Regions from separate parts of the Homo sapiens genome. Here region 2 is linked to region 1. A link is an interaction called in ENCODE POLR2A ChIA-PET data of the cell type or tissue named here. Cell type or tissue: MCF 10A. All regions are shown on one strand. Links, peaks and the distances in the headings refer to the core of each region. The heading gives the core; the rest is flanking DNA.

Region 1 (16,418 bases), core at 4,462-12,461:
AAGAACTCAGTAAGTATTTAATGAATAAACAAAAATAGAAGAGCAAGGCAGGAAAGGAAATTTCTTCGTGGGAAGAGGGTACACTAAGTTAGGTAGAAACGCCAAAATTTCCGTGGCAGGTGGTGCAAGAAGGAATTGAGTTCAATGAGGTAAAGATTTAAATGATAGTTACCAGAGAATGAGAAGGGTGTGTGTGTGTGTGGTGTGGGGGAGGGAATATGTAGGGATGAAGAGGGGTTGGTTAATGGGTACAAACATTAGCTGGATAGAAAGAATAAGTTCTAGTGTTCCATAGCATAGTAGACTGACTTTCACGTGTGTCCGTGTGAAGAGACCACCAAACAGGCTTTGTGTGAACAACATGGCTGTTTATTTCACCTGGGTGCAGGCGGGCTGAGTCCGAAAAGAGAGTCAGCCCAGGGAGATAAGGGTGGGGCTGTTTCATAGGATTTGGGTAGGTAAAGGAAAATTACAGTCAAAGGGGGTTTGTTCTCTGGCGGGAAGGAGTAGGGGCCACAAGGTGCTCAGTGGGGGAGCTTTTTGAGCCAGGATGAGCCAGGAAAAGGACTTTCACAAGGTAACGTCATCAGTTAAGGCAAGGACCGGCCATTTACACTTCTTTTGTGGTGGAATGTCATCAGTTAAGGTGGGGCAGGGCATATTCACTTCTTTTGTGATTCTTCAGTTACTTCAGGCCATCTGGGCGTATAGGTGCAGGTCACAGGGGATGTGATGGCTTGGCTTGGGCTCAGAGGCCTGACATTCCTGCCTTCTTATATTAATAAGAAAAATAAAACAAAATAGTGTTGAAGTGTTGGGGCGGTGAAAATTTTTGGGGGGTGGTATGGAGAGAGAATGGGCGATGTTTCTCAGGGCTGCTTCAAGCGGGATTAGGGGCGGCGTGGGAACCTAGAGTGGGAGAGATTAAGCTGAAGGGAGGTCTTGTGGTAAGGGGTGATATTGTGGGGATGTTAGAAGAAACATTTGTCATATAGAATGATTGGTGATGGCCTGGATACGGCTTTGTATGAATTGAAAAACTAAATGAAATAAGAGAAGGGGAAAAACGGGTATAAATGGTCTAAGAATTGGGAGGACCTAGAACATCTGATTAGAGAGTGCCTAAGGAGATTCAGCATAGTCCTGCCAGCAAAGATTATTTATTTACTTCAAGAGTTAAGAGTGGCAGTTTGGGGATAGCACCAGGAGATAGCTGTGATGGCTTGGAGAAACAGTGTAAACCGGCAGTGTAAACAAGAGCAGGGCATGTATGAGTAGTTGAGAACGGTGAATAGGAGTATGGCTAGACAGGAGATAGTAGGGATGACAAGTTTTTTTGGGGCACAGTCTAAGTTGGTCCAGTGTCTGGAATGAGACTGGGGCCTAATACAAAGGAGCTCAAATGGGCTGTACCTTGTAGCATTCCGAGGACAGGCCTGAATTCTGAGAAGTGAAAGTGGTAAAAGTATTGTCCAGTCCTTTTTAAGTTGGTTGCTGAGCTTGGTGAGGTGTGTTTCTAATAGACCATTAGTCTGTCACTGAATACTAAGAGCCTGAAAATATGCTTGGCTGATTTGACTAATAAAGGCTGGTCTGTTATCAGACTGTATAGAGGTGGGAAGGCTAAACTGAGGAATTATGTCTAACAGAAGGGAAGAAATGACTGTGGTGGCCTTCTCAGACCCTGTAGGAAAGGCCTCTACTTATTTTGAGGGCCTCTAAAAGTATTAAAGCAGCGGCACCTGCTGCACGCAGACATGAGGGCTAGGCTAAAACAGTAATGTCAAGTTGTTTGGACAGAAAGGCTACAGGGTGCGGTCCTGGCTCTTGTGTAAGAATTCTGACCGCACTAACCAGGCCTAGGAAGGAAAGGAGTTGTTGTTTTGTAAGGGATTGAGGTTTGGGAGATTAATCAGACACGATCAGCAGGGAGAGCACGTGTGTTTTTATGATAATTATGCCAAGATAGGTAACAGATGAGGATGAAATTTGGGCTTGACTGAAGTAATGGGGGCTGTCTGTGAAGCTTTGCGGCAGTACAGCCCAGGTAATTTGCTGAGCCTAATGGGTGTCAGGGTCAGTCTAAGTGAAAGCAAAGAGAGACTGGGATGAAGGGTGCAAAGGAATAGTAAAGAAAGCATGTTTGAGATCTAGAACAGAATAATGGGTAGTAGAGGGAGGTATTGAGGATAGAAGAGTATATGGGTTTGGCACCATGGGGTGGATAGGCAAAACAATTTGGTTGATAAGGCGCAGATTCTGAACTAACTCGTAAGCCTTGTCTGGTTTTAGGACAGGTAAAATGGGGGAATGGTAAGGAGAGTTTATAGGTTTTAGAAGCCCATGCTGTAGCAGGCGAGTGATAGCAGGCTTTAATCCTTTTAAAGCCTGCTGCGGGATGGGATATTGGCGTTGAGCAGGGTAAGGGTGATTAGGTTTTAATGGGATGGTAATGGGCATGTGATCGGTTGCCAGGGAAGGAGTACAGATGTCTCATACTTGTGGGTTAAAGTGGGGGGATATGAGAGGAAGACGCGAAGGAGGCTTTGGGTTGGGGAGAAGGGCGGCAATGAGATGTAGCTGTAGTCCAGGAATAGTCAGGAAAGTAGTTAATTTGGTTAAAATATCTCGGCCTAATAAGGAACTGGCAGGTGGGGATAACTAAAAAAGAGTGTTGTCCAAGTTGGCACCAGAGTTGGGGAGTTTTAAGAGGTTTAGAAGCCTGGCTGTCAATACCCACAACAGTTATGGAGGCAAGGGAAACAGGCCCTTGAAAAGAAGGTAATGTGCAGTGGGTAGCCTCCGTATTGATTAAGAAGGGGACGGACTTACCCTCCACTGTGAGAGTTACCCGAAGCTCGGCATCCGTGATGGTCTGGGGGCTTCCGAGGCGATCCGGCAGCGTCAGTCTTCAGCCGCTAAGCTGAGAAGATCTGGGAAGGAGTCAGAGAGCCTTGGGCCAGAGTTCCAGGGGCTCTGGGAGTGGCTGCCAGGTGAGTTGAACAGTCCGATTTTCAGTGGGGTCCCACACAGATGGGACGCAGCTTAGGAGGAATCCTGGGCTGCGGGCATTCCTTGGCCCAGTGGCCAGATTTCCCGCACATGTAGCAAGCTCCTGGGGGAGGAGGTTCTGGAGGAACGCCTGGCTGCTGCGGTTTGAAAGTTCTTGTGTGCTGGAGATGTGGCTGGGGTTTGTCTCACAATGGAGGCAAGGAATTGCAACTGTTTTTTTTTTATTATTATTGTACACCTTGAAGGTGAGGTTAATTAAGTTCTGTTGTGGGGTTTGAGGGCCAGATTCTAATTTTTGGAGTTTTATTTAATGTCGGGAGCAGATTGGGTAATAAAATGTATATTGGGAATAAGACGGCCTTTTGACCTTTTAGGGTCTAGGGCTGTAAAGTGTCTCAGGGTTGCTGCCAAACAAGTCATGAACTGGGCTGGATTTTTATATTTGATGAAAAAGAGCCTAAACGCTATCTGATTTGGGATAAAGAAAAAGGAGCATTAACCTTGACTATGCCTTTGGCTCCAGCCACCTTTTTAAGAGTAAATTGCTGGGCAGGTGGGGGAGGGCTAGTCATGGAACGAAACTGTAAGCCGGACCAGGTGTGAGGAGGGGAGGTGATAAAAAGATTATAGGGTGGAGGAGCAGAGGCTGAGGAAGAATTGGGACCTAGCTCGGCCTGGCGAGGAGCAGGCTGGGGAGGAAGGGAGAGGTCAGATGGGTCTGTAGAAAAGGAAGATTAGAAAGACTCAGCGACGCTTGGGGTTGGTACTGAGGGGACAGGCGGGAGGGAAAGAAGGAAGATTTGGGACGAGTTGCACTGGGCACAGAGACTAGGAAGGGACTGATGTGTAAAAGAATGCCTGGACGTCAGGCACCTCAGACCGTTTGCCTATTTTACGACAAGAATTATTTAGATTTTGCAGGATGGAAAAATTCAAAGTGCCATTTTCTGGCTGTTTGGAACTACTGTCGAGTTTGTATTGGGGTCAAGCGGCATTGCAGAAGAAAATAAGGCATTTAGGTTTTAGGTCAGGTGTGAGTTGAAGAGGTTTTAAGTTTTTGAGAACACAGGCTAAGGGAGAAGAAGGAGGAATGGAAGGTGGAAGCTTACCCATAGTGAAGGAGGCAAGCCCAGAGAAAAGAGCAGAGACACAGAGAAGGGGTGGGGGGTTCTTGCCCTCCAGGAAAGCAGAGAAGGGGTTGGGGCATGGAAATAAGGGATTGGGGCACAGAGATAAGAGGTCAGGGTGCAGAAATAAGGGATAAGAGATTGGGGCACAGAGATAAGAGGTTGGGGTGTGGAAATAAGCGATTGGGGGGTTCTTGCCCCCCAGGAAAGTGGGACTTGCCGCTCAGGGTGAAGGAGAAGGGGTTGAGGGGTACTTGCCCCTGCCCCAGGAAAGCGGGACTTGCCACTAAGGGTGAAGGAGAAGGGGTTGAGGGATACTTGCCCCTGCCCCAGGAAAGCAGGACTTGCCACTAAGGGTGAAGGAGAAGGGGTTGAGGGGTACTTGCCCCTCCCCCAGGAAAGCAGAGAAGGGGTAGAGACAAGGAGAGAAGGGGTTGAGGGGTACTTGCCCCTTCCCCAGAAAAGCAGGACTTGCCACTAAGGGTGAAGGACCAAGGCAGGCATCCCTGCATTGTCGGACACCCTTGAAACGTGGGTGTATAATCAGAGAGGTGTCCCTGCAATGATTAAACACCAAGGGAAGGCTGCCTTCCCAGTCCCTGACCGGTGCCGGAGTTTTGGATCCACGGATAAAATGCGTCTCCTTTGTCTCTCCCAGAAAATGAAAGGAATTGAAATTAAGAGAAGGGAGAGATTGAAGAGTGGAAAGGAGAAAGTGGTTGAGGGACAGTGAGAGAGGTTGGAGAAGAGAGTAAGAAGAGGCCACTTACCTGATTTAAAATTGGTGAGATGTTCCTTGGGCTGGTCGGTCTGAGGACCTGAGGTCGTAGGTGGATCTTTCTCATGGAGCAAAGAGCAGGAGGACGGAGGATTGATCTCCCAAGGGAGGTCCCCCGATCCGAGTCACAGCACCAAATTTCATGCGCGTCCGTGTGAAGAGACCACCAAACAGGCTTTGTGTGAGCAACATGGCTGTTTATTTCACCTGGGTGCAGGCGGGCTGAGTCCGAAAAGAGAGTCAGCCCAGGGAGATAAGGGTGGGGCCGTTTTTATAGGATTTGGGTAGGTAAAGGAAAATTACCGTCAAAGGGGGTTTGTTCTCTGGCGGGAAGGAGTAGGGGTCGCAAGGTGCTCAGTGGGGGTGCTTTTTGAGCCAGGATGATCCAGGAAAAGGACTTTCACAAGGTAATGTCATCAGTTAAGGCAAGGACCGGCCATTTACACTTCTTTTGTGGTGGAATGTCATCAGTTAAGGTGGGGCAGGGCATATTCACTTCTTTTGTGATTCTTCAGTTACTTCAGGCCATCTGGGCGTATAGGTGCAGGTCACAGGGGATGTGATGGCTTGGCTTGGGCTCAGAGGCCTGACACTGACTATAGTTAATGATGTATTGTGTATTTCAAAATAGCTAGAAGAGATTTGAAATGTCTCCAACACAAAGAAATGATAAATGTTCAAGGTAATCCTAAATACTAAATCAGGATACCCTAAATAGCCTGATTTGATCATTACACATTATATGCATGTATCAAAATATCACATCTACCACATGAATATGTACAAATATTATGTATCAAGAAGGAAGGAAGGAAGGAAGAAGGAAGGAAGGTGAAAGGAAAGGAATTAGTTCAGTGAGAGAATCACAACATAGATACCTGGAATTCTTGGGCAAGGCTGTATTATCTGTAACAGAGAATTACATACCATTTGAAAAACAGCTCATAAAGTGTTAATGCTCCCCATAGGGCTGGAATGCTTGATCATCAGACATTAAGTTAGCATGCATTTGGGATTGGCCATCATAAGCTAAGTTTGTTCAGAGCCACCAAGTCATAAGGTCAGGAGGGCCTGGCTTTCTGAGGGCCTGGCTTTCTTATGATGGAAGTGATATATCTAGAATTGTACACAGACAGGACCAAAAGGCACAAGCAAGCTGCGCTATCAGGTGGCCCAGGTCTCATGACCTCTGCCACAGTTACACCAGAACCTTTTCCTCAGCTCACATATGTGGCTACACATGGTATTCCCTATGATCTGTTGATGAAAGAAGAAAAAAACCTGATTGTGATTCATGGATGGGTTGGCTTAGTTGTGGGTATGTTTGGTAGCTGAACTATAGCTCCACTCAGGGTGAGATTGAAATGGGAGAAAATCTTCATAGTGGGAAGAGCTAAGGAAGCCCACCTAATCATCCAGTTTGTGTGTAAAAACAAGTGTTCCAAGGCTAGAATATATGTGGACTCATGAGTTATGGGGAGTGGGTAGGCTGGCTAAGTAGGAATTTGGATATAACAAGACTGGGGCTGGGTGCAATGGCTCATGCCTGTAATCCCAGCACTTTGGGAGGCCGAGGTGGGAGGATCGCTTGAGATCAGGAGTTCGAGACCAGCCTGGACACCATGGTGAAACCCCGTCCCTACTAAAAATACAAAAATTAGCTGGGCGTGGTGGCAGTGCCTGTAATGCCAGTGACTCGGGAAGCTGAGACAGGAGAATCGCTTGAACCCAGGAGGTGGAGTTTGCAGTGAGCCGAGATCGTGCCACTGCATTCCAGCCTGGGTGACAGAGCAAGATTCTGTCTCAAAAAAAAAAAAAAAAAAAAAAAAAAAAGGATTGGAAGATTGGGACAAGGAGGTATGGGCTAGGGGCATGAAGATAGACATATGGAAGCAGGCCTAAAGTGTGAAGATTTTTATATCACATTTTTTATGCCTATTGGAGCACATTCTACCACAGAACAGATATTACAGAACCAAGTATGCTGAAAGGATCTATTATTGGCCACTCCTGTGTTGGCAAAATGGACCAATGAATATGAATCATGCTGGCAGGGTTGGAGGCTGCCCATGGGCACAGCAGCATGAACACCCAAGGCTGATTTATCTACTGTCACTGTCTAATGACCAACCTGCTAGCAACAGAGAACGACAGATTCAACACCATCCCTCAAGGAGAACAACTGGCCACTTGGTGGCAAGTTGACTATATTGGATCTCTTCTACTTTGGAAGAGGCGGCACTTTATTTATTTATTTTTCCTTCAACTTTTAAGTTCTGGGTTACGCGTGCAGGATGTGCAGGTTTGTTACACAGGTAAATGTGTGCCATGGTGGCTTGCTGCACAGATCATCCCATCACTTAGGTATTAAGTCCAGCATTCATTAGCTATTCTTCCTGATGCTCTCTTCCTCCCCACCCACCTCTGACAGACCCCAGTGTGTGTTGTTCCCCTCCATGTGTCCCTGTGTTCTCATCATTCAGCTCCCCCTTATAAGTGAGAACATGCAGTGTTTGGTTTTCTGTTCCTGTGTTAGTCTGCCAAGCAAGGATAATGGCTTCCAACTCCATCCATGTCCCTGCAAAGGACATGATCTTGGTCCCTTTTATGACTGCATAGTATTCCATGGTGTATATGTACAACATTTTCTTTATCTAGTTCTATCATTGGTGGGCATTTAGGTTGATTCCATGTCTTTGCTGTTGTGAATAGGAGGCAGCACTTTATTTTGACATGAATATACACATATTCCAGATATGGATTTGCCTGTCATGCCAACAGGATCACAGCCAGCATCACTATTGGAGGCTTGTAGAGTACCTAATCCATTGGCACAGGATTTCACATAACATGGCATCAGTACATGGGACATACTTTACTGCCAAAGAGTTGAGTTGGTGAGCACTTGACGGGGAATCTGCTGATCATATCACATACTACACCACCTAAAAATGCTGGCCTGATAGAGTGATGCAATAACCTACTCAAGGCACACAGTAGTGCCATCTCAGGGGATGTGGTGCTATCTTTCAGGAAACAGCATATACCTTAAATAAAAAATTTTATACAGTGCTATGCACCTAATATGTAGGATTCATAAGTATGGAAACCAAATGGTAGAAACCAGAGCCCCACTCCTAGTGAGCCACTTGGGGAACATGGGCTTCTCATCCCCAGAACTCAAAGCTCTGCGTATATAAAAGTTCCACCTTCTTTTCTTTTTTTTGACGGAGTCTGGCTGTTTTACCAGGCTGGAGTGCAGTAGTGCAATCTTGGCTCACTGCAACCTCCGCCTCCCAGGTTCAAGCGGTTCTCCTGCCTCAGCCTCCCAAATAGCTGGGACTACAGGCACATGCCACCATGCCAAGCTAGTTTTGTATTTTTAGTAGAGATGGGGTTTCGCCATGTTGGCCAGGATGGTCTCGATATCCTGACCTCGTGATCCGCCGGCCTTGGCCTCCCAAAGTGCTGGGATTACAGACAGGCATGAGCCATCGTGCCAGGCCTCCATTTTCTAAAGGAAAAAATACTGCTGCCAAGGGACACAGCAGGCACCTGGCTGAATTATAAACTATTACTGCTTTGGCACTTCAAACTCATTGTGCTTAGGAACCAGCAGGCAAGAAGAGGAGTCACTAGTTGGCTAGAGTGATTTACTCTGGTCAGCAGGAAGAGGCAGGGCTGCTAGGAGCAGAGGGAATTAGGTTTGATACTCAGATGATCCACTTGGGCATCTTTTGAGACTCTCTTGACCAATTTTAGAAGGATGTGCAGCAACCTTGGCCTGAGGAGGGCATGGTAACCAGGAGTACAGATCCTGTTAGGGTCTAGCTCATGCCACCAATAGGATAGCAAAAGCAGCAGGGATACTAGCTGAGAGTAAGGGGATCTATAATGGATAACAGAGGATGGTGAGAATGTCAATTGTAGCTCCAAAGCCAATTGCCATGGTGGGGACTGTAGGCGATCCCACTGACCTTCATCTTCCAAGTTCCCTCCCCAACCAGGGGTTTACAAGAATGCTGGAGGAACTGCTCCTAGGACTTTGGTGAAGAAGTGGATCCAAATGGTGTAAGAGGTGCACTGTGCCGCGTGCTGTGATATGTTGCTCAGATCCCCTTTTGGGAATGAAGAATTAATTACCCCAGCTGCTGTGGTGGGTGCTGCTGGCAGATGACCCTCAGTTGTCAGCACTTCTGAGGGGATTGTCTCAACCTGAGAAAACAGACTCAGCTGAGGTCATGCCTTCTTCCAGGGGCCACCCACATGCAATGACTTATCATCATGGGGTTATAACAGCTCAGCCCATTCACCCCCAATGCAGGATAACTCTGAAGAGACACTTGAGCTCCAGAAGTTTCTGTGAATCTTCTGAAGTTGTCATTCGATCCACATCATATCTCAACTTCTCCCCCTGCCCAAACCTGTTTTCTTCCTCTCTTTCTATAGGTTTTGAATCATGAGAAATCTTTAAATGACATCTCTGTCTCATATTCTGCTTGCTGAGAAACTACTGCAAACACCTATCTTGCAAACTCCACCACTATTATTACCATCATTGGGTTGCCCTTCTCTCCGCAGTCCACATTCCTTGCTGCCTAGAACAGTCAATAGCAAATAATTTCCTTCCATATTATAATTATGGTCTAGTTTACCCTTTGGTTTCAGGTCTTGCTCAAAGACCATCACCAAGTAAGCTTCCCTGATTGATCTTTTTCTATTCTGATCCAACTTTAAAATGTGGGTCCCACATCCCCATCCTCTGGTGTTCTGTACCCTCTGGCATTGTGTTTGTTGCATTACAGTGCAGTGACTGTTTATGAGTCTGAATTTCTTCCTCCACAGTGAACTCCTAAATGCTGAGGACATGACCATGCAATTTTCCTCTTTCCAGCCCTGGTACCTAACACCGTGCCTGACTCATTGTGGCCTCTCAATCCGTGTTTGTTGCAGAATGAAATGCATTTGGATTTTACTGCTGGGAAAACAAGGACAGGCAGTCTGAACAGAGTTGTCATCATTGTCTAATTATTCTTGGGTGTGTACCTGCTTATTCAATTTAAGAGAAAGCTCCTGACGTTGCAGAGAAGGTGCTTTTTCATTTACTAGTAATTTTTCTATCTTCCTATAGAGAATGGTGCTCTCTTTTTCTCTTCTTTTCTCAGTAGGACCTGAGTAAACACTAATAGACTCACTGTAACAGGAGTGTAGAACAGAGCCTGGGTTGGCCCCAGGCAAAGTTGCAAAACAGCAGACATTTATCTTCAGTTCTTCACCATTTCTTTTCTATGTTCTTTCCCCACTTCCAGCACTCCATTATCTCTGCTATTTTATTCTCCTCAGAAAGCTTAGTTCTAGGAAAAGGACTGATTTAGTCATTTATAGCTTGGTGTGACTTTAAGTCAGTATGCTGTCTCTTCCTGGAGTACTTGCACTTTTGCCTCACTTCTGATTCAAGAACAAAAGTCTCCATAAAAAGTCTAAAGGGCTCTCTGCCTTCCCGTCAGAGTATCTGTTTTTGTTTTAAATTGCATTTTTGAAAAATAGTGCCATTATTTGACTCATATTTTCTTCCCCCTTCTATTGTATCCTCAAGGAGGGTAGGGACCTGTTTCTGTTTTGTTTTTGGCATTGTATCTCAGCACTCAGTATAGTGCTTTGTATACCATGAGTAATTTATAAATGATGACAAATGCACATTTATAAATAATTGTATCATATAAGTAAATTTATAAATAATGGTTGAATAGTTGGGCAGGTGTTTTAGAAGTAGGTGGAGAAGCTCCGCCCCAGAGATTCCCACTGAGCTTACATCATCTGGCTCTCACCTCCTGTTTGCTCCGGGGCTACGCCCCTTGCTGTTTCTTACGTGAGCCTTCCACATTACCAGAAGCAATGGGTGGGAAGAGTAGAAGAGGCTGAAGCATGAGGAAAATTGTCAGTTCTGAAGCCCTGGAAAGAAGCCCCTGCTGGGTGTCCAGGAGGGTGAAGATACTAAAGCATGGCAAGCATGGGGTGCTTTACTTGGGAAGGACCCTAGACGTCTTCCAGCTCAAGGGACTGAGACATACAGAAGTTAGGGGACTTAAACAGGGCCACTGTGTTCATTTGCTAGAGCTGCCATGACAAATTGCCACAGACTGGGTGACTTAAACAACAGAAATCGATTTTCTCATAGTCCTGGAAGCTACAGGTCTAAGATCAAGGTATTGTCAGGGTTGATAACCTCTGAGGCCTCTCTCTGTGACTTTAGACGACTGTCTTCACATGGGTTCCTCTGTGCGTATCTGAGTCCTGATCTTTTTTCTTTTTCTTTCTCTTTTGTTTTAGTGATGGGGTCTCGCTCTATTGCCCAGGCTGAAGGGCAGTGGCACGATCTCGGCTCATTGCAACCTCTGCCTCCTGGACTCAAGCGATTCTCTTGCTTCAGCCTCCTGAGTAACTGGGATTACAGGCACACACCATCACACCCGGCTAATTTGTGTATTTTTAGTAGAGATGGGGTTTCTCCATGTTGGCCAGGCTGATCTCAAACTCCTGACCTCCAGTGATCTGCCTGCCTTGGCATCCCAAAGTGCTGGGATTACAGGCACGAGCCACAAATCTTTTATTCTTATAAGGACACCAGTCACAGTGGATTAGAACCCAGTCATATGACCCAATTTAAACTTAATTACCTCTTTAAAGGACCTATCTCCAAACACAGTCACATCAACATATGCGAGGTAGGACATCAACATATGATTTTTGGGGGAAGAGAATTCAGCCCATTATAGTCACCAGGCAAACAGAGGCAGTATAGACCAAGGGTTAAATGTACTATGTGTAGAGACAGACTAGATTTGGAACTCTGACACTGCCACTTAAAATCATGTGGGCCAATTTTTCAATCTCTTGATACCTTAGTTTCCTCTTCTGTTACATAAAAATAAAAATAATTATGGCACCAGCCCTGTTAAATGAGATGATGTATGCAAAGTACAATGTGTAGATGTTGCCAGTATTTAATAACTGCCAGTAGTAGTAGCTATTGAGTTTGTGTTGTTACTGTTGTTATTATTAGTTTCCTTTCCTTTTCTTTTTTCTTTTTTTTTTTGAGACAGAGTCTTGCTCTGTCACCCAGGCTGGAGTGCAGTGGCACGATCTCGGCTCACTGCAACCTCTGCCTCCCAGGTTCAGGTCATTCTCCTGCCTCAGCCTCCCAAGTAGCTGGGATTACAGGTGCATACTACCATGGCTGGGTAATTTTTATATTTTTAGTAGATGTGGAATTTTGCCATGTTGGTCAGGCTGGCTTGAACTCCTGGGCTCAAGTGATCCACCAGCCTCAGCCTTCCAAAGTGTTGGGATTACAGGCATGAGCCACTGCTCCCTGCCTATTAGTTTCCGTTTCTGTAAAATAGGGCTAATTGAAGTGTCCACCTACTTCTTAGAGTTGTGAGGATTGCATGAGATAATGCATAGTGAAGAGCTTATATATCCCCTGGCACAGGGCAAGACCTCAAAAAATATTAGTTGTGGTCATTGTCTTCATGAGACAAGAACAAGTTTTCCAAAATCCTGTAGCTTCCTTTCATGCTACTAAATAGGATCTGACATAGCAAAATTGTCTGTGTATTTCATAAGATGCAGATTTTCTTATTTGATTAGTTTTCAAAAGAAAAGCCACCTATTTCATGCAGGTACTCTTATATCAATTATTAAAACCTGAAATGAAGTAACACAGGAGCACACACAACTTATAGCTAAATTTTTTTTTAGCCATAGGAAGGTGGGATCTGCGTTCTGAATTACATGGTAGAAAAATGTTCCGGTTCAATGTGGGTGATTAACTGTTTGATATCTTGTCAGGCTTTGACAGTTCTCCCTCTGTTTTACACCTCTTACTATGTCTCGTGTAATTAAGAAATGGTACTGAGTTCTTGTCATCCACCATTAAGGAGTAGTCACAGATAGTTTCATAACATCTGCTTTTTGCAACCTTCTAATTATCCATAAAAATCTGGCAGAGAGACCTGACAGTTTATCCAGAACATAGAATATGAATGCAAAATAAGATCTTTGCTTCTACATACAGAGTGATGGTATAAAAAAGATACTATCTAACCTCTTATTTTGCATGCAGCTATGTTGCCTGTTTAAATCAGAGTTAGGTGCATGTCTTCTCAATAAAGACTCAATTTTAAAAAGCATTTTTTGACAAATTGAATGTGGGTCAGGAATACACTAATGATGCTGTGTCAGAATCTGTTGTCAGTTGCTGCCCCATTACTCTCCTTAGAATCCATTCAAAAACAGTTACTTCTCTCCCCTTATCTGCAAGCTTTGAGCTGCCCATACCCTGATAGGAAGAACTGAGGAACTCCTGACTGGTCCAGATGCTTGCCTCTAGCAAGGTCAACTCTCAGCCTCCTCTTGCTCGTTTCTGGTAGTGGGTGCCTGTCTTGTCCACCAACTTGCCTCGCTTTCTGATTCATTACCTGACCTTGATTCTGGGAAACGCACTTTCTGAACTCTTACACTGTGTGTCTTTAGTCTGTTGAAACACTATATTATTTTGACTTTTGGCCATAGCATATCTTCTTTCTACCTACACCTTCAAAATCCATTTGGACCCATAAATAACTTTTTTTTTCCTGCCCTTTGGTTTTAAATCCACAGATGCCTATCTGAACATTTTCTTCTTCTTTTCTTTCTTCCTTTCTTTATCTTTTTTTTTTTTTTTTTTTTTTTTTTGGTGAGACAGAGTCTCACTCTGTCCCCCAGGCTAGAGTGCAATAGTGTGATCTCAGCTCACTGCAACCTCCGCCTCCCCGATTCAAGTGGTTCTCCCACCTCAGCCCCCCTAGTAGCTGGGACTACAGGCATGCACCACCATGCCCAGGTAATTTTTGTATTTTTAGTAGAGACAGGGTTTTGCCATGTTGACCAGGCTGATCTTGAACTCCTGACCTCAGGTGATCTGCCTGCCTCAGCCTCCCAAAGTGCTGGGATTACAGGCATGAATCACTGTGCTCAGCCTGAACATTTTATTTTAGACCTCTACTTTGTTAACATCTAGTCCTTCTGTGTCTTGTAATTTCCTTATGGCTATGACCTCATAGCCTTGCCTCAGCCCTCCTTGTCCTCCTGTCTTTTCTTTTCTCTGTTTAGTAGGGGGAAAATAATCCTTCCTCTACCCTTTTAGGTTCATTGGCTGGGGCCCACAAGTCAAACTAATTAATAGCAGATTAACAGAAGAAGAAAACACTTAATTGGGTAGGTATGCACAGAAGTTCATAAAGAAATGTGAAAGAAGGAGATTAGAATTCAGAACTTATATACTATCTTAACAAAGGGTGATAAAATGTGGAGAAAAAGTTAGACAAGGGAAAAGGAGTTTGGGCTCCTGTGGTGGGGGTAAGTTGTGGGAAGATGTTTAGAAAAATGTATGGTAATTAAGAGTTGTGTAATGAGGTCCGATAAGTCATCTCAGGTAATAAGTGTTGCCGCTAGAACAGTTATCTTTCTGGTACAACACAGGGAGGCACACTTACAACTGGAAATTTATGTTACCTTTACAAACGAAAAAATTTATGTTGTTCTTAGGCAGTTAAGGGGAGAGAAAAATAACTTTTCCTATGTCTGCTTCTTCTCACTTGCCTTCAAGTCAAAATAATTCTCTTGCCAAGTTGGTATATTTGAGATGGCATGTTCTGATCCTCTTCAGTATCCTACTACAATTGAGATACATAAAAATAATTATTTTCATATTTATCATTCATGAAGTACTTTTTGTATGTGAAATGACTTTGAAAGGTGAAAGGTAGGGACTTTGTTTTGCCTTGTAACATTTTACAAACTGAAGCACAGATTTACTGTTTTGCTGAAGGCCACAGACACTGGATTTGAACCTAGATCTATCCTGCTTCAGCTTAAGTTCTTCCCACCCAGTCACTGACTTTCTGATCCGACATCACTGCTTGGCATGTTCATTTATTGATGGAGTTTGTTTCTCCAGTAAACACTGGAAAAGAAAAGTAGCTAAACATTATAACTATCCTTTAAAAACATATTTATATTCAATATTTAATTTTTAAATTTTTTCAGCTCTACAGATTCCATTCCCAAAAAAAAAAAAAAAAAAAAAAAAAGAACGGAAGCACTGAGTTTTAGAGTGATGATAAATCTACATGGTAAAGTTAATGAGAGAGGAGTAGCTTCTCAGCACAGCAATAAAGTGACTTGTTAGAAACAACACTAGACTAAGAGGCAGAAGAAATTGGGTCAGTTTAAGGCCTGGCCCAGAATCTTGACTTTTGGTAAATTACTTAACTCCTTTCTTCTTAAATCTTGAAAATTGCCCACTAAGTTTAGGTCTGGATTTTCTGGCGGCGAAAGTGTACTCATGGTTACTTGCTCCAGGTTGGTTGTCACTTGTCGAACTACTTGAAGTTGCTTTATCTTAGTTTCTGGGTCACAAACGTTTCATTTCTCAGTAACCTACCTCACATATTAGGTGTTAGGGCACTTTTACTATTCTAAACCACTGGTGTTTCCTGAATAGGGATCACCCGGCCATTTCCACATTCAGAAAAGGCCCCATCTTCTTCATCATTTGTCAGAGCCTTTGCTGCTGTGACAAGCCAAGCATACCCTCCTGTGGCCTTCTCTGGGCCTCTCCCGTCTCCCCAGATTGGCTAAGACACCAGTGACTTGAAAGAGAAGCCAAAGGAAAAGGAGAGACACCAAGATGAGACATGAGTCTGGGCCTCCTGCTAAACTGAGAGGAATAGTGTAGGAGAACCGGGTTTTGAACCTTGAGCCCCCTAAGCCTTTGCTATTCACAGTGTGATCCAGGCATCACAGTAACATCACCTGGGAGCTGGTGATAAGGGCTGAATCTAAGGCCCCATCCCACATGTGCTGAATCAGAATCTGCATTTTTACAAGATTCTCAGGTAAATTGTAAGCATATTAAAGTTAAAAAAAAAAAAAACGTCATTGATTAATGAATCCATAGCAACTTTCAAAATTAGCTCTGAGTGGCAAGAAATGTTAAATAGAGCCCCCGTGGAGGGGCATAGGAAAGTTGCTGCCATTGCTGGGAAGGACTTGACTCAGGAAGGAGGGAGCCTGGATCTAATTGCAGTAGATAAATTGACTCAGCTAAAAGCCAGGCGTTCAGGAGGGCAAAGTGGAATGATGTGGGCTTCTGAGGTGAGGCCTTTAACAGTTGGATTATAATGCAATGTGCCATAATGGCATAGTAATGAAATGTAATTTATATGGTTCTGTTATTAAAAGGGACACTTTCTTTGTTCAAGGCTTTCTTCCTTCTTAGAAGGCAGATGGTCACAGGGTAAGGTAATGAGACAAAAGGAACTCATTCCGTAAAATGTCTTAGTTTCTCCTTTGGCCTGCTTTTTGTCTATTTTCAGGTGAGGATCTCCCTCATGTTGGCAACTTTGCCAGGTGAGTGTTCTCCAGCCAAGAACTTCATACTTTAAAATTAGCTGGAT
Region 2 (16,418 bases), core at 4,541-12,540, 63 kb after region 1:
TTATAAAGTCAAAAAATTGTAAGTCAAACCATTATAAGTTGTGGACCGTCTGTACAAATAGCACTGTTCAGATCATTGTTTGTCTTCCATAGTGGCATGGCCTGGTCTGTGCATTCCTCTTTCTCCTTTTTCTGACACAGGTCACCCTCCAACACCCCCAATCCTCATCATTGGATCAAGGAAGCCCTGCAAGTCACTACAGTTTGCATCTACTTAGGAGCATAAAACATAAAAATAACTTTTTTTTTTTTGGCTCACAGATTTCATGGGCCAGGAATTTGAACAGGGCATGGCAGGGGCTGCTTACCTCTGCTCCACAACATCTGAGCCTCAACTAGGAAGACTCAAAGGCTGTGGGGAATTCAAGGCTGTGGGAGAGTGGGATCATGAAATGTTGATTAATTCACAAGTCAGTCAGGTGATGCTGGCTCTGGGGTAGGACTCAGCTGTGACCTTCAGCACTCTTACACATGGCTGCTCCAGACACCTGAGATTCCTTTCATTGTAGTTGTGGTTTCAGGGCAGTTGAATTTCTTACACCGTGGCTTGGGGTTCAGAACTCCAAGTGCAAATGTTCCAGAGAACAAGATGGAGGCTGCAAGGTCTTTTACCATTTGGCTTTGGAAGTCATGGAGCATTACTTCTGCCACATTCTTTTGATTACAAGTAAGTTAGAAGCTTGCTCAGATACAAGGGGAAATGCTATAGGCCTTCCCTCTCTCTCTGTCTCTTTCTCTTTTTTTTTTTTTTGAGACCAAGTCTCACTCTGTTGCCCAGGCTGGAGTGCAATGGTGTGATCTCAGCTCATTACAACCTCCACCTCCTGGGTTCAAGTGATTCTCCTGCCTCAGTGTCCTGAGTAGATGGGATTACAGGCATGCACCACCAAGCCTGGCTAATGTTTTGTATTTTTAATAGAGATGGGGTTTCACCACGTTGGCCAGGCTGGTCTCGAACCCCTGAATTCATGATCTACCCACCTCAGCCTCCCAAAGTGCTGGGATTACAGGCATGAGCCACTGTGCCCAGCTGGCCTTCCCTCTCTCTAAGGGGATTGTCATATAATTTGCAGACATGTGGTTTTTTTATTTAAGATTTTTTATTTTAATATAGTTTAGTTTTTAGGAAAGTTGTGGATTCACAGCTAAATTGAATGGAAAGTATAGAGATTTCCCCTCTACTCCCTGCCTTCACACATGCATGGCCTCCCCATTATCAACATCCCCCACAGAGGGGCCCATTTGTTACAACTGATAAACCTACACTGACACATCCTTATCACTCAACGTTCAGAGTTTACACTGGGGTTAATTCTTGGTATTGTACAGTCTATGGGTTTGGACAAAAGTATAATGACAGGTATCTACCATTATAGTATCATAAAAGTAGTTGACTGCCCTAAAAGCCCTCTGTGTTCTGCATATTTATATTTTAAAACCCTCACAGTAGCCCACATTGCCTAACCCAAACTAGGCCCCACCATCACTCTCTGTTCATTTCCCTGTAAGGAGCTCCCTCTCCTCCACCTCTCAGATCCTAGGAAATTTTGGAGACGAGCATGGGGAAGTTGCTAAAGTGCTTCTTGGTTCTTTGGCCAAGGTTGAGTTTAAAAGTAGCAGGTCTTCTGAGGGAAGTCCTCCTTTTCTTTGCTCTTCCCCCATCCTTGCCTCTCCACCCCACACTATGACTTGTGATTGCACCCATGCTCTGCTTTGCTTGACTCTTCGGTGGGTTCCCTGGAGTGGTTTCCTACCACCTTGTGTGTCCTTGCAGAATAAATTAAATGCTAAGGATCTGCACACAGGCTCAACACAGATCTCTTCCTTGGTAATACCTCCATGCCAAGCTCTTGACTCACCATTCTTAACTGAAATGGTTTCTCCTTCATGGTGTGACTTGGGGAGAAAGGCTGTCAAATATGTTCTAGAAACATCAGCCTGTCATGCCTAGGACGGCACCTGGCAGTAGGAACTTGCTTTCTTAATGATTGCTGAATAAATTAACCCTGGGTTAGATGTGCTCTGGATGACTCATGGGCTCTGATTCAACCTGATTCACCAGAGGATTTAGGGTCATTTGACCATGGAGAGCCCTGCATATCTCCAGAGGGAAATGAGCAGTGTGTGTGTGTTAAGGTGGTGGTGGGGAGTGTGGATGTGTGGTTTTGGGATAGGGGATGGGTGTGGATGGTCCTGTGGTATGATATGGTGGGTCAGGGCCAGCAGTAGTACTTGCCAACATGCTTATTACCTGGCCTTCTGGTAATGTGCCTCTGCTTCCACATCTCCAGAATTTGGAAACTTTACCAGACACGGTGAAGAAACCCTTCAAGGGTCAGGCCACTTGTTGAGTTTCCAGGAGGCTCAGATCAGTGCTGCTTCCTTTTTTCCTCCCCAAGGTGTCTGCATAAATCACCAGAAATTATCTGGAGAAGCTGACCTCACTTGAAGAGACCTACCTATAAAAGAGAATGTCTAGGTTTTTAGGGTCAATGGGAGAAATCATCAGAGTAACCACGTTATTAATATTCTGGCTAGAGATGCTGGATTCCCAGGAAAACTTATAAAAATGATTCACTCATGTGTTTCTCATTTACGAAAAGAGAGAAAAAAAGGAAGAAAGGAAGGAAGGAATAAAGGAGAAAACGAAAGGAAAGAAGGAAGGAAAAAAAGGGAAAAAAAGGACTTCCAGGCTCCCTTGCAGCAAGGGAGCGCTGGTTGGGACAATACATCCATGGAGGAAAGGGTCTGCACACTGACAGCAAGAGTCTTCATTGCTCTGAGCTTGCTGCTTTTGTGTTTTTTCTTCATTTCCTGTGCAAATCCACAGCCCTAGGTGAATTGACTCTGTGCCTATGTGTCAGCATTGTGGAAGGCCTTTACATATGTCACCTCTTCATATGAACAATATCTCTAAGAGACATGGATTGTTATTTCCAATTAATAGATGAGAAAACTGAGGCTCAGAGAAGTGAATTAAATTGCCCAGAACACACACCTAATAAGTGGATGAACCAGATTGTTTATTCATACAATAAACATACAAGGCCATGTAGTAAGCTATGGAGAGGAAAAAAGATGAATAACATGAGTTAGTTCTACAGAAGGTGTAGAGCCTAGGTGAGAAAGATGGGTAAATATGTAACAATATGGTAAAGTGCACAGGTAGAGCTACACAGAACGCCTTAGGGGGATGTATCAAGACAGGCATCTAATGCAAAGGGGGAGGTCAGTGGAGACTTCCTGGAGGAGGTGATGTTTGAGCTGAGTGTTAAGGACAAGTAGCAATTAGCTCAGTGAAGAGAGGCTGTGGACTGGGAGAGGACATTCCAGAAACATTAGGCACATGTTTTTGGAATGGAATGTGATAGGCACCAAGCCTACACATACCAAGAAAATATAGTCCTTTAACTGTCTTCTTTTAGCAAAGAAAACGGTAATTGGCAATACTCACTAAAAAGATAATTAAATAATATTTTAAATGGTAAGGCATGGAATGAAAATACAGCAAGATATATGGAACCATAAGCAGTTCTATGTTGCCCTATGGCTAGTCTTACTGGGGTTTATCTGAATTGAAAATACAAAAGCTCTTCCTACTGTGCTCCTTCTCCTCAACAAACTGATTTTGGCGGGCTTAGCACATGTAGGATTTTATGCAGACCTTGGGCTTCCATTTCTCATTCTTTAAGAGTCCCTTATGGAATTAGCAGAGCCTGGAAAGTTTTACTGGAACTAACTTCTATGTTGTAACTTAGGAGGGGCTCAGCCTTCAGAGTTCCCCCTGGGGTTAAAGGGGATCAGGAGGTAGCTGTCCCAAAGGCCCTTGGCTACCTGAGAGAAAGTCAATCTCTTTCACAAGGCTCCATGGCTGCCTCACAGCGTTTGGGAAAAAGTAGGCCAGAGATCACCAGGAAACAATGGCGCCTGGGTTCGCTGCCACAAGCAAGGTGTGATGAGTCAGAATGAAGAAACAGTTACACACACCAACAGGTCTAGTTGGCAACAGGTAAAGATATTACCTCAGTGAAAGTCCAGAGCTGAAAATGGGTAAGGTCTAACTGTCAGAGATCTGCTATGCTCCTTTTTTTAATGGCTATGATAGCAGTGGGGGTGGGGAGTTGGGGGTTGGGCGGTATACAATGCATGCATTTAAGTTTCCAGCCACTAAGTAAACAGATCCTGTTCCTAAAGGATACTCTTTACATGGGCCATACTGTTTTGAATTCCTTCCTTTAATACGTCTTCTCATGGGGTCACTTGGGGAGGACTGGAAGATGGAGACTCTTGGGGTCTGTCAGGAGATAGCTTATCCCACAACCCAGGCCTAATGCAAACAGGTGAAGTTTCTGCCCTGCTGGGAAGGATAACTTTGACCAGATTAAGGGGGCCCTTAAAAGAAATTCCTTCTTGTATTGGACCTGGAATCATAAAACTAGGAAGTGGAAGTGATTTTTGTCATTTTACAGGTTAGGAAACTGATTAGATAGGGAAGTGATTTGCCCAAGGTGGGAAGTAAATTCAACATATAACCAGGATAAAACCCATCTCTTGACTCCAAACCCAGTGCCTTGGCCTGCTTTCCTTGTTGCTGTTCTGCCCATTGTCACAAAGTTTAAAATACTATTTATTTATTTATATTTTTAATGAGTATTGACAATTACTTTTTTTTTTAACTAAAAGAAGACAGTTAAAGGACTATATCTCATTGGTATTTGTAGGCTTGATACCTATCACATTGTCTAATGCAGAATTGATACTAAAAACGTCCCTACAATATTTCTACCCTTGAATCTGCACATAGAGACCCCATTGGGAGCTGAGCCTTGGTGGATCATTTTGATTTAAGTGGGATCTTATGTCTAACAAATCTTTCTGTCCATTGTCTTGCCCAGCCCCTATTCAACTATAGCTATATTTTCAGGGTTATTTTTGCATTCATAATTCTTGACAAGAAAATCCTCCCATCTAATCTTCGCTTGATTTCTTTGTTTCAGGAGCTTATTTAGCATGTCTAATAGAGCAACAAGTCATGTCCTGTGGCTCCAGGCCTGGTATTCCATAGCATACCAAAATCAACAACAAACCTTTGCCTCCAACCTCACCCATGTCAAGGACAGAGATGAGGCTGCCCACTAGGGAGGTGGAATTTATAACCAAATGATCATGCTCTTTCTGGGTTTCTGCAGGGTTCCCCAGAGACGTAGCATTCTTGGGTTATGGGGTACAGAGAACTCTGAGATTAATTTTCAGTGATGCAAAGCCAGTGTAGAACTATGAAAAAATTGTTCCCTGAGGGTTACTGGAATATTGGTAAAATATTATTTCTTGCTGAAGGAGCACAGGAAACTTCACCCAAAATATAGCTCCCTGGTATAATGGGTATTTTAAATTAAAGGTCCTTTGAGATCAACAGATGCTGGAGGAGACTTTCCCCCTATCTACGTAAAGATCAGACGGACCCACCAAGGAGAACAATTGTTTTTCCCTCTCTACCCGCTTCTGTCTCTCAATCCTTTACTTCTATCATGGAGAAGGATGAAGCTGTTCTCTGAAATTCCCTTATCTGCCTAAGATCTACACCTACCAAAGACGAAAACAATTACTTCTGATCCCTTCTCTGAATTTTCATTAACTGAACTCATATCGCAGGAAGAAAAACTGAAGTCTGTCAACAAACATGGGCAGACTTTTATCACAAACTACTCTCTGCTCTGTGGGCCCAACAGACTTTCTCCCAGGCCATTGTATATTCTTCACAGCCATTGAATTGCCCTGAAAATTATTTACTAATGTCCCTAAAGTCATCCACAATGTCCCATCTCTCTTTCCCTCAAGAAGTAGGTATACAAGCATCTGTAACCCACTGGGATATTGGGAAATCACCCTGTGATTCTCGCATGAATGTGAACAAATATCTATGCCTTTTCTCTTATTAATCTGCCTTTCATGAGTTGATTTTTCAGTGAAACTTCCAGTGGCAAAGGGAAAACTACATAGCTATTTAATTTATTCACCTGGGATAGAAAAGGCAATCCTAGCAGATGATTTAGGTCAGTGGTATCCAATCTTTTTAGTCAGGAGAGCACATTTGAATCTGAAAACATGTATAGTCATGTAGATAAAAATACATTTAGGAATGCATTGGTAGAGCAAATGCTTAATAGCAGACAGAGACTACTACCTTTAAAGGAATTTGAGTTCTATTAATCATAACCTTATCTATATAATATTCCAAATCTGAGTTATTGCTTTCACTCTGTGTTTCTGCAGCTCTCTCTGCCTGTTTTTACCACTGGACAGGAAGCTCCATGAAGGCAGAGTCAGTTTGACTTATTCCCTGTCTATTATATGCTCAGCACCTACCACAGTTTCTGGCACAAAGCAGTACTGTATTTGTAGAATGAATGAATAAAACCATTAGAAGTATTATAATATATGTGTGTGAATCATGCTATTTGGTCAACCTATAAGCACTGATTCATGCAAATATGGTGCTCCTGTGGGATCTCAGGGTCCACAGATTAGAAACCATGCATTTAGATTTATGTCTTTGTGCCCAATATTTTGTTCCATTTTCCTCATAGGGAGCTTACGAGTCAGTAGATCACAAACATTGGTCTCTGGATTTAGAGACAAACAATGACTAAAGCCAGGAGCTTGAACCAGGTGATCTCCCAAGGTTCTTCCCAAAATGAACAGTCCATGAGGACACAGTGCCTACCTTAAAGAAGGCCGAACCTTCCTGACACCCACGGGGACAGGGATGTTGATGACAGGTTCTCTCAAGAGCCAGCTTCTAACATTTGCAGGAGCAATAAGTAAGCTAATATCTGGCAGCCTCTAGGCAGTCTAGTTGCTATTTCAACCCCAAATGGGCCTGCAAAGGTACTTTGCCTGTTTCCTCTGTCAACCTATTTGTGCAGAGTGTTGATAACTGAAGTGACACACAGTAAATACTCTTTGTCTTGTAAGACATTTGCTGGCAGTGGAGATGAGGAGGGAAATGCAGGAGTTGAAAGAAAGAATGCTTAGCTTAGATTAAACTGTGTGCATGTATATGTGCCTCTCAGTGTGTGTGTTCACATTTAAATGCTGACCTCTCTCTTCCCTCTTCACACAACAGCTCCTTCTCTTGATTCTCCCGCGCTCTAATTTCTGCACTCTTCAAACAAAGATAGAATGGCATTCCAGGTGTGAACAAATCAGGGAGGTTTCCTGTTTAAGATTCAGAAATTCATAGCCCTGAGGAAGTGAGTAAAAGAGAGAAAGGGAGAGAGAAAGAGGGATGAAAACCAGAATCTCCGCCACCTGCTATTTAGTGATTAGCTTCCAGATAAGGAAGGCAAAGATGCATTCCAGGAGCTTGGGACTTGCCCAGACAGAACTCAGAGCAAAGGAGGGCTTAGAGAAAGGTGAAGCCAGAAATTACAGGAGGAGGCTGGGCTACTGAAAGTACCATCTATCAATTTTCTCTCCAAGCTCCTTCATTTCATGGAGCTCTTAAAAATGTCGGTTCCTCACTTCACCCTCTTATTGATCCTACCTCACCTGGTTTGGTTTATGTAAAAGATTCTTGTAAAGACTAGCTCTTCCACTAGCCATGTAACCCTGGGCAAACCACTTACCTTCTTAGATACAGTCCTAGTGGCTGCTGTCTCATGTGTTTAAATAGCTTCATCCAAACCCCTATGAAAAGAAGCCAATGACAACAACACACACACAAACAAAAAATACCGTAATTCCGGGCAGAAGCCCTGATGTGAGTTTGCAGGTGAGCAGCCTCTGCTCTAGTTCTTACTTGCATATATGCCAGGCCATTTGACTCACCCACAATGAAAAGCAAGTGCTTATTCATTCACTTATAGAGGAGCAGGCTGCTCAATTGTGGTGTTTTCCCTTCTCAGTAGAAAGGAGCGAAAATAATGTCTGCACAGCCTGTCCTTCTGTTAAATGCGCTACTGGAAAGGAGTCCCTATCCAGACCCCAAGAGAGGGTTCTTGGGTTTCGCGCAAGAAAGAATTTAGGGCAAGTCCGTGGTGCAAAGTGAAAGTAAGTTTATTAAGAAAGTAAAGGGATAAAGAATGGCTACTCTGTAAACAGAGCAGCCCTGAGGGCTATTGGTTGCCCATTTTTATGGTTATTTCTTGATGATATGCTAAACAAGGGGTGGATTATTAATCCCTCCCCTTTTTAGACCATACAGGGTAACTTCTTGACATTGCTATGGCATTTGTAAACTGTCATGGCGCTGGTGGCAGTGCAGCAGTGAGCATGACCAGAGGTCACTCTCACGGCCATCTTGGTTTTGGTGGTTTTTGGCTGGCTCCTTTACTGCAACCTGCAACCTGTTTTATCAGCAAGGTCTTGATGGCCTGTACCTTGTGCCAACCTCCTATCTCATCCTGTGACTTAGAATGCCTTAACCTGTCTGGGAATGCAGCCCAGCAAGTTTCAGCCTTATTTTACCCAGCTCCTATTCAAGATGGAGTTGCTCTGGTTTTCACACCTCTGACACTTCTGCATGTGGCACCTGTGGCTGCAAACATGACCCCAGATTCTGAGCAGAGGGGCAGGAGGCTGTGTACTTTTCAGGGTTGTATGGCCTCTTCCCTCATTAGCCTTTCTTGCTCTCTTTGTTCTTATGACTGAGAATGTCTTGTCCTTGACAACCACGATGTGTTCAATTTTTTTCAACACAATGAGGTCAGCACATTGCCTTCTAGCCTCTAGAGCAGGTAAAAGCCATCAAGCCTTGACAGATACAAGATCAAATTACTAATTCACTCTGATTATCATTTTGCATTGTCTCCTATAAAAAAATCAATGTGGAGCCATGAACAATTATGCTAGGGTAGAAAATAAATACACTGCTGATTAAAAACTGGAAGTCACTAGCTTTGAAATTTCTCCAAAAATAGAGCCCCAGATGTCATGTAAACTGCAATCAAAATGGGCTGTAAAACTCAAACTGTAGACATTGCCTTGTAAAGCGTTCACAGATGTAGCAGCAGAAGAAATTCTCGTAGCTTAGAAAAGCAAAACTTCTGCTTTTTTTTTCTTTCTGTCTGTCTCTTTGTTTTTGAGGGGGATGGTAGACAGGATGAACACCAAACTGTTCATTTCAATATGTAATTTGCCTCAAAGAATTCTGACTTAATATATTTTCTCACCAACCTAAATCCAATTCAAAAAAACATTTATTGAAACCCGAACAATCTACTTTTGGTTGACAAGTGCTAATAGGTGCAATGTTACCCCTGTCAACTTATAAGATCACCTACTGAGCTTGGAGTCAAACAGGAAAAAGGAAATTAAACTGGAGTTTGAATTTGTATCTTCTAAATTCTCAGTCATAGCTGAATGTGTATAGTGCTCAATGAGAAACAAATTGTATTGCTGGCTTTTCTTTATTTAAAAAAGAAAAACAACTGAAATTAAAGCTGGAACATGTTCACATCTTAATCTTGGATCTACCTCTAATGCAGATGAGATATATCTGTATGAAAAAACAAATGAGGCTGGGCTCGGTGGCTCAGGCCTGTAATCCCAGCACTTTGGGAGACTGAGGCAGGTGGATTACTTGAGGTCAGGAGTCTGAGATCAGTCTGACCAACATGGAGAAACTCCGCCTCTACTAAAAATACAAAATTAGCTAGGTATGGTTGCGCACTCCTGTAATCTCAGCTACTCAGGAAGCTGAGGCAGGAGAATCGCTTGAACCTGGGAGGCAGAGGTTGCAGTGAGCTGAGATTGTGCCATTGCACTCCAGCCTGGGCAACAAGAGAGAAACTCCGTCTCAAAAAAAAAAAAAAAAAAAAAGAAAAAGAAAAAACAAATGACATCAGAGAATCTTTTTCAACACCTCTTTGCTAGTTCTTGGATTAACCATGTATTTCCAGTGAAAAATAACAAATAAAATTGGTTTTTGACCCTGTTTTATTTTTCTCCAGAGACCAGCCCTCTGCTCTCTTGAGTTCCATAGATAGGTGGATTTCCCTGAGAAACTTAACAACACCATGTCATTTTTAGTTTAAGAGCTTTTGTTGGGAGTATCTAATAGGTAGTAGGCAATAGCAGAGTGTGAGTGAGTGTATATGGGTGTGTACACTCCCTTATGTGTACGTGTGTATTATCAAAGATGATGTACCACTACTGGATCAAAATTCCATACCACCTTTTGGATAAATCAGACAATGTAGTCAAATAGTTAGTCCAACATTATCTCCTTTTCACTCTTGCTTTGTAGTTAACTAGGAAAATGTGGCCATTAATTGTTAACATTCTAGGCCTCATTGGCCAACAGAATTCATATCAAAGATCGTCTCCTTCCTTCCTCTCTGTGCAGACAACTTCTGCTATACCTGTAAGGCACAACCAGAGTTCAATTGCTTTTCAATTCACTCATTCATTCTCATATACAGTAAGAAATAATGAAGTAGCAACCCTGTACCAGGCAGTACTCTAGGAGCCAGAGATACTACAGAGAATAAGACAGAGAGGCTCCTAACCTCATGTGGCTTACATTCTGGTGGGAGAAGACAACCAATAAACAAAATAATCAGAAATAGGTCTTACATCTTAGGTCTCAATAATTTTCATGGAGACTGAAAAAGCAAAGAGACATGATAATCAATGGATTTGCATATGTGGGGAGCTCTTTGGGTGGGGATATTAGAGAAGCACTCTCAGAGAAGGTGATGTGTGAAGACAGCCAGGCAGTAAGGGTGGGGTGACATGCACACTGTTGCACCCAGAAAAAATAGTAAAGAGCTAGCAGCTCTCAAGGACAAGTTTTGCATACTCAAGTGAGCTGGTCCCACACTACATTGCTAAAGAGGAGATTTTCTTTTCTTGACTCATTTGTAAACCAAGTAGGAAGTTGCACTCTGAAAGGGATGAATGTGAGGATCTGGGGCACTTTATTAAGGAAAACTGAAGCGTTGCTCTTAGATATGAGGAATTTGCTGGAGAAGTTGAAAAACTTAAGGGCTCTGGTCCCACCTTTGCCAATAGCAGGTTATGTACCATTGGGAAGTCCCTTCTCCTCTCTGACTTCAGTTTCCTTTTGAAATGAGGATGTTGGATGTCTAATTCTCTTCCAGTGCAAAAAATCTCTGAGCTTTCTAAAAACAGAAGCTAGAGCTGCATATTCCTGCTTGAGAACATACTGTTAACATGGACTCACTCACCAGGATGTTCAAATCCATACTGTGCATAAAAACAGTATATGCACTGGAGTGACACTTGATCAACTCCTCCTAGAGTCCAAAGAAGCCATGTTCAGACACTTGATCTCTTTTAACCTCCTCAATTTGGTCTGTGTTATGACCAAATTGGTAGGGAGCCCTTTCAACAGGCAACCAATGGAGAGAGTTTCATGGATAGGCCAGATCTCCCAGTGCACACCAAAATGAGGCATCTTGTCCATATGCAACTATGTGAGAAGCGGCAGGTCTGATGGCAGAGATAGATGAGACAGGGGTCCCAGGGTCTCAACTTTCAATAGTGGAAGATCCCTCCTAATAGTGGAAGATCCCTGTCTTTGGTTAAAGACAGCCGTTTACTACGATCCCCTGGCTTCCTGGCATGAAAGCAGCTTTCTTTGAATCCTGCTATAATGGGCAGATAATCTCACAGCTATTTCCTCCTCTGCTGGGTCTGTTGCATGATGCTCTATCAGTACAGAGAGACATTCCAAAGCTCAGAAAAGGTACAGGACAAAGGGCTATCATTTGTATATATATTTTGAGCATCTTTGCTGGGTGGAAGAAGGATTTAGGGAGACACACAGTGAATCAGAAATAGTCCTTGACCTCAAAGACAAACCCCCAGCCTAGATTCATACACAGTTACCTACCATTAACACAAGTCAGAGAGAGAGGAGGAGTGGATGCAATGACAAGGGCAATGGTGGTGAATGAATTGACATTTGGAATTGGTCCTCGGGGATGACTGAGACTTCCCAGGTCAGAGGCAGAGGATGAACATTCCTGTTAAGGGAACAGAATGAGTAAAAGCCAGGCACAGCATAGGGCTTCCAGGAAGAACATCAGTTTATACAGACTCCAAAAGGAGGGATCCTCAGAGCTTTATATCTAAACTCCAAGCACATGACACAAAGGAAGCCAGAGCCCTTTGACATGCAGCTACTTTTGTCCCTAGAGTTTCCAGATCTTATTCCAGGAGAAGCATAGCACCCTCCTCCCCTCCACATCCCCAACCACACATACAAGGAACCTACAAGGAGGGCAGGGCTGTGGCTTTCAGTCACCAAACTTGCATCATTTGTGATCAGGGAAATATATATGTATTTGAGATGGAGTCTCACTCTGTAGCCCAGGCTGGAGTGCAGTGGCATGATCTCAGCTCACTTGTAACCTCTGCCTCCCAGGTTCAAGAGATTCTCCCACCTCAGCCCCCTGAGTAGCTGGTATTTTAGGCATGCACCACTACTCTTGGCTAATTTTTGTATTTTTAGTGGAGACGGGGTTTCAGCATGTTGGCCAGGCTAGTCTTGAACTCCTGGCCTCAAGTGATCTGCCCGCCTCAGACTTCCAAAGTGCTGAGACTACAGGCATGAGTCACTGCACCTGGTCAGGGAAATATTTTAAAATTGTATCAATTTTGGAGTTCTGATCATTTGTTTCAGAGTTGGAAATCAACTTTAGTCTCAGGATTCCTTATTGTTCCTCTGCTGCAATTTCTTTTCTGTTCTTTTTTCCTTTTTGGGGACAGGGTCACACTCTGTCACTGAAGCTGGAATGCAGTGGTGCTATCATAGCTCACTGTCATCTCGAACTCCTGGGCTCAAGTGATCTTTGTAGAGACTGGCTCTCACTCTGTTGCTTAGGCTAGTCTTAAACTCCTGGCCTCAAGTGATTCTCCCACCTGGGCCTCCTAAAGTGCTGGGATTACAGGCTTGTGCCATGGGGACTGGCCCTTTGCTCTAATTTCTAAATGCCATTTCAACCTTTCTTTCCTCCATCCAGCCATGCTTCTTCATCGCAGACACAAGTATTTGGAAACTTCCTTTTTCCTCTCTCATTTTTGTCCCTGGGGCTTCTACAAAGACTGTCGGAGGTCTCACCACTCTTTATCATCCAGATGTCTCTGAGAAACAGAACCACACACTTCCCAACAGCCATCCTGATCTGATCATTTGCACTTCAGGAAGGCTTTGTCCCAACTGAATTCTACCTTATCATTCCCATCAATATTTTTTTTTCATCTTAGCTCTGTGCCAACCAATTGTTTATATTTACTCTCAAAATGTATTTGATGATCACACGGAATTTCACTGCCCAGTTATGTTCTGGTCTACTTAATTTGTCATCTCTATATTCCTTCTCTTGACAGTGGCAGTGTTGCCAGGTAGACAAGGCTCTCTTTTGTTATCACACTTGTGGCCAAATAGTAACAATACTGGTAATAAGAAATAAGTTGTATCAGGTAAGGTGTTTTTTTTTGTTTTTGTTCTTGTTTTTTTTTTGAGACAGGGTCTCATTCTGGAGTGCAGTAACATGATCATAGCTCACTGTAGTCTCAAACTCCTAGGCTCAATGATACCCCCACCTCAACCTCCTGAGTAGCTAGGACTACAGGCATGTGCCACCAAACCCAACTATTATTATTATTATTATTATTATTATTTTTTTTTTTTGTAGAGAAGGGTCTCTCTCTGCTGCGCAGGCTGACCTCGAACTCCTGGCCTTAAGCTATCCTCCTGTCTTGGCCTCTCAAAGTGCTGGAATTACAGCCATAAGCCATGGTGCCCAGCTTCTTATAGGGCTTTAATAGAGGATCATCACTTCCTTAATACTCAAGCCAACCTGTGAAGCAAATTATCCCAGTTTACAAATGAGAAAACTGAGGCTTAGAGAGATTAAGTGACTTGTTTAAGGTCACTCTAGTAGTAACAGATAGGCAGGGCTCAAACTCTGGACTATTAGAGTTGCTGGATATGAAGTATGCTTTGAATTCTGTGCTGGTCCCCCTATGCTTCCCAGAGATGCTCTAAACTGGAGTCTCAAACACCAGTGGGTTTTAGAATTACCTGGGGTCCTTTTTAAAATGCAGAATCTTCCCACCCCATACCCAGGACAATCTGATTTTGATGTGATAGGGCCCTAAAGTTTGCATCATTTACCCAGACCCCTGATTTTATTAATGCAGGAGCTTGTGTTGAGAAATTGCCAAGCAAAATGGAGAAGCCTAAAAATGCCTTATTTGTATCTACTGTTCATTGTATATAACTGTGAGTTAATTCAGGGAAAGATAGTTTGTATTCTGCTTTAGTTCTTATAAAATATCACTATAATCTTATTTTAAATGGCTGCATTTCTGGAAGAGACCATTTTATCCCAAAGAGAATTTCATTTCTGATCATTTCAGATAGATCTTTTATTTTAATTCTCCCTTCCCTTCTTTTAATATGACATCATAATCCTCTTCACATCTAGCTTTTGTGTTTTATTGGTGGGTTTTTTTTTATGGAATATTGCCAGGCTTAGCATTAATGATGGAGATTTCAGAATTATATTCTAAATGAGAGTAAAATTCAAATAAGGATCCAAATGGAAAATATGTCTGTAAGTATATGAAAATACCTCCTTTTTTAAGCAGTTTTTTTCTTTTTTCAGAAGGAAATGCTGGTTTAGGTAGGTGTGTTAGGGGGTGCATTTTACTGTTATACATACCATCTTAAGAAATATTCAGATAAATCCTGCTTGTCAGAACTCCAAAGAGGTCAGAGCACTGGATAAAAAATGAGACCAGCTTTGATTTCCTTATGTAAATGTTTTCTCTAGATGTATCTATTATGCCAAATGTAATGGTTCTAATAACCACTCCAGACCCATCTAATTCAATTTAATTCCCCATGATCAAAAAATGCAAAACAACTATTTGAAAGACAGAGATTAGCTCTCTTTCTACTACTAAAGGAAATGAGAAAGGTATTAAAGAGATGGAATCTCAGACAGAGCTTCAATATTGATCTCGTCTCCCTTAAGTTTGATCTTATGTAAAGTAAGTATACAGAGTGAGGTTTGGTGTAAAATTTGCTTTTGTAAGGCCTAAAGAAACTGGAACAAGCCATCCATATTCATCCCCTCTTTAGCAAGCATATTCCTTCCTACCACTTTCAAATATTTGGATCAATATAAAGATTTAAGATCGATTTTCTTCCAGATTTCAGATCATTGCCTCATAGCCACATTATCTCACAAGCTGTGGTTTGCATTCTTGCACACTGAGCTGTCATATTTCACATAAATACCTTCTTTACATGGGACAAAATATAAACTGTCTCTTTCTACTTAACCCTGTCTTGAAAAAACAAAAGAAGCTGAGTTTTGGAAAATGAATTTCAAGCCCAGTCCACTGGAAAATGTCCTTTGGTCATCTATACACCTGCACTTACTGATACTCTCTTTTCATCCACTGCCTGGCCCGTAAACCACATTGTGTCCCTTTATGGGATACTTTTCATCCACTCCTTTCACTTGTTGGCTCCCTCTTTGGTGAGCTGATATAGGAGCTTGTGTATTTGCATTTCCTTTGGGAGCAGCATTCTTTAAGCAGAGCAGGAAATTCAGTGTCAGTTAATGAATGCTCTTGGTGTGCAGAAACTCTGCTGAGCTCTGGGAGCACAGAGAAGAATGAGATGGGTTCTCCCTCTCTTTAAAATGATTGCCTCTAGTTAGAGGCAATGGGCCTAACAATAACAATAGCTCCCATGCATTGAGCATTTGTTTTGTGCCACCTTCCCAAACGCAATTAATTTTCATCTTCACAATAGTCCTGTGATTTAGATGCTGTTATTCCCATTTTTCAGAGGAGAAAATTTGGGCTCCCCAGTTGCCCTGGCCCTCAGTGGGTATGTGTCAAAGCCAACATTTGAATCCTGGTCTGTGTGACATCAACACCTCTTCACTATATGCTATGCTGGTTGAAAATATAAATACTAGTCGATGACTGAGGCACAGAAAAGATCAACAGAAAAAGAAATTCATCTCCCGGGTCAGAAGGATTAAAGTAGAAGCTGGAAGGCTTTACCCATTCCGGTGTGGCAGTGCCTCCTCTTTTAATGACCTCCCCTTGCGGGCAAAATTCTCCGGAAGAATGCTGTTGACATCCTTCAATGCATCATAAATAATGTCCCAGGTGCTCAACTACCAGACTCAGTCACACTCCTCTGGAAGCTTTGCAAAAGTCCTTGAACTTAACCCCCTCTCAACCAATGTTTCTTCTCATTCCTTGCTCCCCACTATGAGCTCAGTATCATTTGCTCATATTTCATAGTTGCATTGTAAGTGCTCTTAAATTTTTTTTGTCTTTTTGTTTTTTCATTTTTTGTTTTTTTTTTGAGATGGAGTCTCTCTCTGTTGCCCAGGCTGGAGTTCAGTGACATGATCT

The links. Peaks named below come from ENCODE experiments on the same cell type or tissue, not always from the same donor. Only the 100,000 strongest peaks of a DNase experiment are listed, where the experiment ranks them.
Region 2: POLR2A ChIA-PET joins it to region 1 with 10 read pairs; 4 of 35 experiments call an interaction of 5 or more read pairs at or near these places.

What each region holds. Positions count from the first base shown.
Region 1 is chr1:209,437,896-209,454,313 of GRCh38, reverse strand. No RefSeq gene overlaps it. Among named protein-coding and RNA genes, the nearest start is that of MIR205, 14 kb to the right of the region's middle. RefSeq lists enhancers at 348-987, 1,546-2,225, 4,949-5,629, 5,630-6,310. In MCF 10A, for the core only: no CTCF peak of the experiment used is centred there; no DNase peak of the experiment used is centred there.
Region 2 is chr1:209,375,001-209,391,418 of GRCh38, reverse strand. LINC01698 (long intergenic non-protein coding RNA 1698) reads right to left here. Exons shown (of 3, transcript NR_146491.1): 3 at 11,729-11,992. Among named protein-coding and RNA genes, the nearest start is that of LINC01698, 11 kb to the right of the region's middle. RefSeq lists enhancers at 6,347-7,095, 7,096-7,843. In MCF 10A, for the core only: no CTCF peak of the experiment used is centred there; DNase peaks (open chromatin) are centred at 7,368 and 7,778.